Linked DNA regions of Homo sapiens: region 1 is linked to region 2. A link is a loop called in an ENCODE intact Hi-C map of the cell type or tissue named here. Cell type or tissue: heart left ventricle. All regions are shown on one strand. Links, peaks and the distances in the headings refer to the core of each region. The heading gives the core; the rest is flanking DNA. Region 1 has its middle 11 kb from the start of LACAT1. Region 2 overlaps MGAT5B (alpha-1,6-mannosylglycoprotein 6-beta-N-acetylglucosaminyltransferase B).

The links. Peaks named below come from ENCODE experiments on the same cell type or tissue, not always from the same donor. Only the 100,000 strongest peaks of a DNase experiment are listed, where the experiment ranks them.
Region 1: it touches region 2 in a loop (2.7-fold over the local background); 9 of 110 quality-filtered maps call a loop at or near these places.

The regions. Positions count from the first base shown.
Region 1 is chr17:77,263,827-77,266,721 of GRCh38, forward strand. No RefSeq gene overlaps it. Among named protein-coding and RNA genes, the nearest start is that of LACAT1, 11 kb to the left of the region's middle. RefSeq lists enhancers at 2,155-2,656, 2,657-2,895. In heart left ventricle, for the core only: no CTCF peak of the experiment used is centred there; no DNase peak of the experiment used is centred there.
Region 2 is chr17:76,868,643-76,871,537 of GRCh38, forward strand. It overlaps MGAT5B (alpha-1,6-mannosylglycoprotein 6-beta-N-acetylglucosaminyltransferase B), which reads left to right. Exons shown (of 18, transcript NM_001199172.2): 1 at 1-455. The coding sequence starts at 388. Among named protein-coding and RNA genes, the nearest start is that of MGAT5B, 1.7 kb to the left of the region's middle. In heart left ventricle, for the core only: no CTCF peak of the experiment used is centred there; DNase peaks (open chromatin) are centred at 889 and 1,249; H3K4me3 peaks cover 1,050 bases; H3K27me3 peaks cover 2,388 bases.

The DNA of each region.
Region 1 (2,895 bases), core at 121-2,620, 400 kb after region 2:
AGTGAAACTCCTTCTCAAAAAAAAATTCAGGCCAGGTGCGGTGGCTTATGCCTGTAATCCCAGTACTTTGGGAGGCTGAGGCAGGAAGATTGCTTGAGGCCAGGAGTTGGAGACCAGCCTGGGCAACATAACAAGACCTCATCTTTACTAAAAAAGTAAATAAATAAAATTAGTCAGGTGTGTTGGTACACACCTGTAGTGCCAACTACTCGGGAGGTTGAGGTGGGAGGATTGCTTGAACCCAGGAGGTCACGGCTGTAGTGAGCCACGATGGCACTGCTGTACTCCAGCCTGGGTGACAGAGTGAGACCCTGTCTCAAAAAACAACAAAAAAATTTTCAGTGGCCAGTTACTAGATAGCATTGTTTTATTTTTTGAGGACACTCTCTCTCTCTCTCTCTCTCTCTCTCTCACACACACACACACACACACACAAAGGAAAGAAAAAAAAGAATGAAGACCAGTCCTTTGAACACCTTCAGCTTTACAAAACAACCTCTTTGCGTTGTCTTCTTTTATCTCCTTTTGCCTTGGACAGGTGAGAACTTGTCACAGGCTGGCCTCGGCCCTCAGCCTGGTGTCTGGGAGCCCTGAATGGCTGGGAGCGGGGGAGGGGTCAGCAGTGATCTCTTTTAGGGCTAATTGTGTAGGTCGGGGTGGCGGGAGGTATGGGGGTGGTGGTGGTGAAGCCTCTGGGTTTCCAGACTTAGGAAGTAAAACTACAGGCTACGCAGTTACACCTGAATTTCAGATAAACAATCATTTCTTTTAGTGTAAATATGTCCCAAATATTTTATACTAACAGAAATTATTTGCCGCTTATCTGAAATTCAAGTGTAACTGGGCGGCCTGTATTTTATCAGGCAGTCCTCGCCAAAAGACACTTTCAAGGAGATTTGGGACTGAGCAGAGTGTGCTAAGGAGACCTGAGATGATGCCTGTGGGCGCCGAGTGGCCGAGTGACTCTCGTCTCCTGACTCTGCTCCCTGCGACCCGAGCCACCTGCAGCTGCAGCCCCTGTGGGCCTGGAGCCCGTTTCGCAACACCCCCACCAGCGCCGCTTGGCAGGGGTATTTATTTATGTTTTTAATGAAAGCAAATTAAGATTCACTTACTCTTGAGAGCTGTGCTACGATTGCCCTTGTGATAAGTGGAGACACCTGGCTTTTCTCTACCTGGCCGGTTGCCTACGAGAGAGGCCTGCGTGGGGTTCAGTTTCCCAGGCTGGTCCCGCAGTGGCTTTTCAATCCGTCATCAAATCTTCATCAGGCGTCTCTGCACACAGCACTGAGGGAAGCACTGGCGTCCAGGCTATAGTCAGGCTCCCTGCCCTCCATCACTCACCATCTACCTGGGGGTGCAGTAGCGCCCCAGGAAGAGTGAAACAATAGGTATATTATCCCCAACCCCACCCATGGCACGGGCATTGCTGTCCCCCACAGAGCAGATAAGAAAACTGGGGCTCAGATGTTGAAGGACCGTGTTGAAGAGCACAGAGCTGGTTTGTAGCAGAAGTGGAATTTCCACCTTGATCTCTGGGTTCCCTCTACCAGACCCATGGTTCTCAGCCCAGGGAGCACTGAAAAAAGCTCCAGGCCCAGATATTCTGATTTAATTGTTCTGGGGTGGGTACTTTTTAAAGTTCCTGAAGATTCCAGTGTGCAGAGAGACCTGGGCCTCCCCCCACCATTGAGACAAGTGCCTGCTCCGGCTGTTCAGAGGAGGCAGCCCCACAGCAGGAGAAGCCCCTCTCCACTGAGGACAGATCAGAGTCCGCAGAAAGAACATGCCGGGGACTGGATGGCTTGAGCAGCGCTGAGTGGGAATGCACGAGGGACACTAGGGCAGTGACTGGCCCCTCCTGCAGGTCCGGAGGGCTCATGAGGCGAGTAAGAGGGAAAGCTGAGATTAAGTGAGATTCTAGGCTGGGCGTGGTGGCTCACACCTGTAATCCCAGAACTTTGGGAGGCCGAGGTGGGCAGATCACCTGAGGTCAGGAGTTCGAGACCAGCCTGGCCAACATGGTGGAACCCCATCTCTACAAAAAATACAAAAATTAGCCGGGCGTGGCGGCGCACGCCTGTAGTCCCAGCTACTCAGGCGGCTGAGGCAGGAGAATTGCTTGAACCCAGGAGGCAGAGGTTGCAGTGAGCTGAGATCATGCCACTGCACTCCAGCCTGGGCAACAAGAGCAAAACTCCATCTCAGAAAAAAAAAAAAAAAAGGATGAGATTCTAGATGGAAGCTAAAGGATGAGATTCTAGATGGAAGCTGGAGGATGAGATTCTAGATGGAAGCTAAAGGATGAGATTCTAGATGGGAGCTAGAGGGAAGCTAAAGGATGAGATTCTAGATGGGAGCTAGATGGGAGCTTGCCTCAGGCTTTTCTGTTGATGTTTCTCAGGGATCCTCTCTTCCCCTGGAGCAAAAGGCACAGATGAAGTGTCAGGGAGGACGCCAGTCCCATATCTTCTTCTCACCCTGGAGTGGCAGTTTCCTCACAGAAAGCCCATCCTGGCTCCTCCCCCTGCAAGGAGGGATGTGGAGGGACAGAGGAGCAGCAGGCAAGGCCAGCAGGAGGTGACATAGGCAGGGAGGACCAGGCCAAGGTTGGGAGGAGTCTACATTTGGCGCTGGGGTTGGACACCTGGCTGACCTCTAGTGTGTGGCCTTGCGGTGGCTGATGGATGCCCCTCCACCCCCATCCCACAGTGCCTATGTTCCCCAAAGGGTGTCCCGTGGAACTGGCAAGGTGCCTTGTGATGAAAAGGTTCTGGGGTCAATACATTTGGGAAATGCTGCATGCTGTAGCCCTTATGGACACCCACAGCCCCCACGAGCCTCCTACAGGCTCTGAGAAGTCCAGCAATGAAGAGAAGCCTGTGAAGGTTTGTT
Region 2 (2,895 bases), core at 20-2,519:
GCGCGGGGCCGGGGATGAGGGCGCCCGCCGCGGGGAGCCCGTCTGCGCGCCGCGGCACCTTCCCGCCCAGCGAGCGAGCCCGAGCAGGCAGACGCGCGGCCGGCGGTCTGGGGGCGCGCCGCCTCCCGGTCCCCAAAATGTGAAGCGGGGAGGGCGGAGACGCAGAGACGGCCCGGCCGGGCGCCCTCGCCGCCCTCCGGCAGCCGCGCCGCTCCCTCCGCTGCACGCCCAGGCCTGAGCAGCGAGGCCACCGGGCCGCGCGCTCCCAGCTTCGCTCGGACGCGGCTTCGGCCCGCAGAGGGTTCGTGGCCCGGACGCGGCGAGAGCTGGGCCCAGGACGGTGCGTCCGGCCTCGCCCGCGGCTGCTCGCACCAACAAGTTTGAACAATGATCACCGTCAACCCCGATGGGAAGATAATGGTCAGAAGATGCCTGGTCACCCTGAGACCCTTTCGGTAAAGTTCCCTCCTGGTTGGTTTTTTCCCCAGGGGGGCGCCGGGTGGAGGTGGGCGAGGTCGGTTCCTGCGAACGTTCAAGTCCTGGTGGCAGAGGGGGCGGTTCACACTTCAACCCCTGGTGATGACCAGTGGGGCTGGGCTGGGGGAACGGATGGCGTTGGGGTTCGGGGTGCGGATGGGGAGGGTTGTGTTATTCGGGGACCTGTCCCGAGTTGGGCAGGGTTGGAGAGGACTCGGGGTGCAGAGGTAAGAATGGGGGCAGAAAACCCCCAGGTCGTGGTCCTGGGCCCAGAAAGTTGCCCCAGCCTGCGCGCCCCTTCCCAGCCCCTCAGGGTCCTTCCTCACCCCGCGGACGGTCCCATCCGGGTGGCAAAGTTAGTGTGCGGCGCCTTGGAGCTCCCCCTCCGGTCCCTCCCGTCCCGCCCGTCTGCCCCTAGGTCGGCTACCCCCCAACCCCTCCGCCTGTGCCACCCTCTCCCCAGCCTTTGGTGGCACTGCTCTCCTCCCCGCGGGGCTCGGGCCTGGCTCCGACGAGAGGGTCCCGAGATTAGAGCGAGGACTCGCTCATCCCAGGATTCGCCCCCGATCGCAGGCGTCGGAGAGGCGGGGGCAGGGGCGGCGCTGCAGGGCTACGGGGCGGCTGGAGCCGAGGCTGCGGCGGAGCGTGGTGGGCGGGCGGTGGCGAAGGCGACACGCTTCGGGCGGCCAACACCTGGGGGCCCAGGCCAGGCAGGGCTGGGGCCGCGCGGGACTCACTGGACCCAGCCAGGGGCCCCCAGGGCCCAGCGGTGCCGGGGCAGCCCCCTCTCCTCCCAGGCATCCGCGGAACCGGCCCGCAGCGGGGTGGGGAGGGGGCGCTGCCCAGTGGACGCCCGGCGGGGCCCGAGTGTCACCCCGTGGGTAGCTGGGCAGCGAGGAAGCTGGGGGAGTGACCGCCCCGGCGCGGGGGCCGGACTCGGGACGTGGCCACAGGTGGGCTCCGGGCGCGGGAAGGAGCCCGAGAAGGCGGAGCTTGCAGGGGCCCTGAACTCTTGCCCTCCAGGTCTCGGCCCAGCCCCACTGTGGTCCCCCTGCCGGCTCCAGACGGGGATGGGGGCGGGGAGACGGTGGCTCACCTGGAGCCCGCCTCCCAGCACACCGGGCCTGTCTGCTGGGCCGAGGAGGCAACCCCAGGGGACGGCAGGGGTCAGGCTGGACCTCTGCGGTCCGGGGGTCCGGGAGGCCCGGAGAGCTGGTGCAGGCCGTGGGTGGTGATGGGGGCGTCGGGAGCCCATGGGAAGCAGGGCGGGAAGCAGGCGTCTCTGGAAAGGGCCTTGCTCCTCCAGGGAAGGCCTTGAATCCCTGGCCTGACTGGGAACGCTGGAGGGTCCTCGCCCCTTCCGACCCCATCCCTGTCCCGCCCTCCGGGCCGCTGGGTGTTTCCTGGCGCGATTGGAAGCAGCCGCGAGACCCCAGCACCACGGACAGTGCTCGCGACCCAGGGCTGCTTCCCTGTCTGGTCCTGCCCTGGTTTTCTTTCAGGCCCTTATCTGAAGGCAGGATTGGGGGTGGAGGTGCATGGGTCCCCAAAGTTGTGTAACTTCACCCCAGGGTCTCCCTGGGCTGCCCGGAGACCCGCAGCCATCAGTGAGTCCCTTCAGTTGAGGTGGGGGGCAGGCTGCAATCATAGCACCCCAGCTTATTCATCCTCAAAGGCAGGCTGGGGTCCTGTTCCCTGTGGTTTTCCCAGGGCTGCTGGCAGGGTCTTTATTCCATAGGTGCCCCTGGAATGTTGCTTGAGTGGATACATGGATGGCTGAAGCCATTTTAACTTGAATCCACTCCAAATGGCCCCCAGCTGCCTTGGGGGACATTGAACCCCAGGATGGGGTTCTGGCAGAGGGAGATGCAGATGAGGTGTGTTAGGGGGCTTCAGGTTCTGGGCTGAAGGGGGTAGACACCTTTCTCATAGCAGGGTTGTTGGATCCTGGCAGGCAGCCCAGGTCCCCAGCTCTAAATACAACTCCTTCACTCCCCTGGCCTCTTCTCCAGGGACTAGAGACATGAGTGGGGGAAGTCCGTCCTTGTCCTCAGACTGGGAGGACAAATAGCTGATTTCCCCTGGGATCTCCCTGAGCATGGGACAGCACCTCTCCTGTGCCATGGCCGTGGCTGTTGTCTCCAGAGCCACCTGACTTCCTCTGAGGGACCCCAAGATCTGAGCCCCACCCCCAGGCTTGGTGGAATTCCGTGAGGCGTCCCTCTGCGCTAAGGAAAGTGTCCCTTGCGCGGTCTTGCCTACTGAATCATGTCTCCTGTCCTTCCTGCTGGGGGTGTGGTCTTCGAGTCTCTCCTTGGAGCTCCCAAGCCCCTCTCTGCTTTGGGGTTCTCCTCTTCTCTGCCCAAATCTCTAACAGCTTCCTTTAAATATGGGCTGGGAATTTTGTTGTGCTTTTTA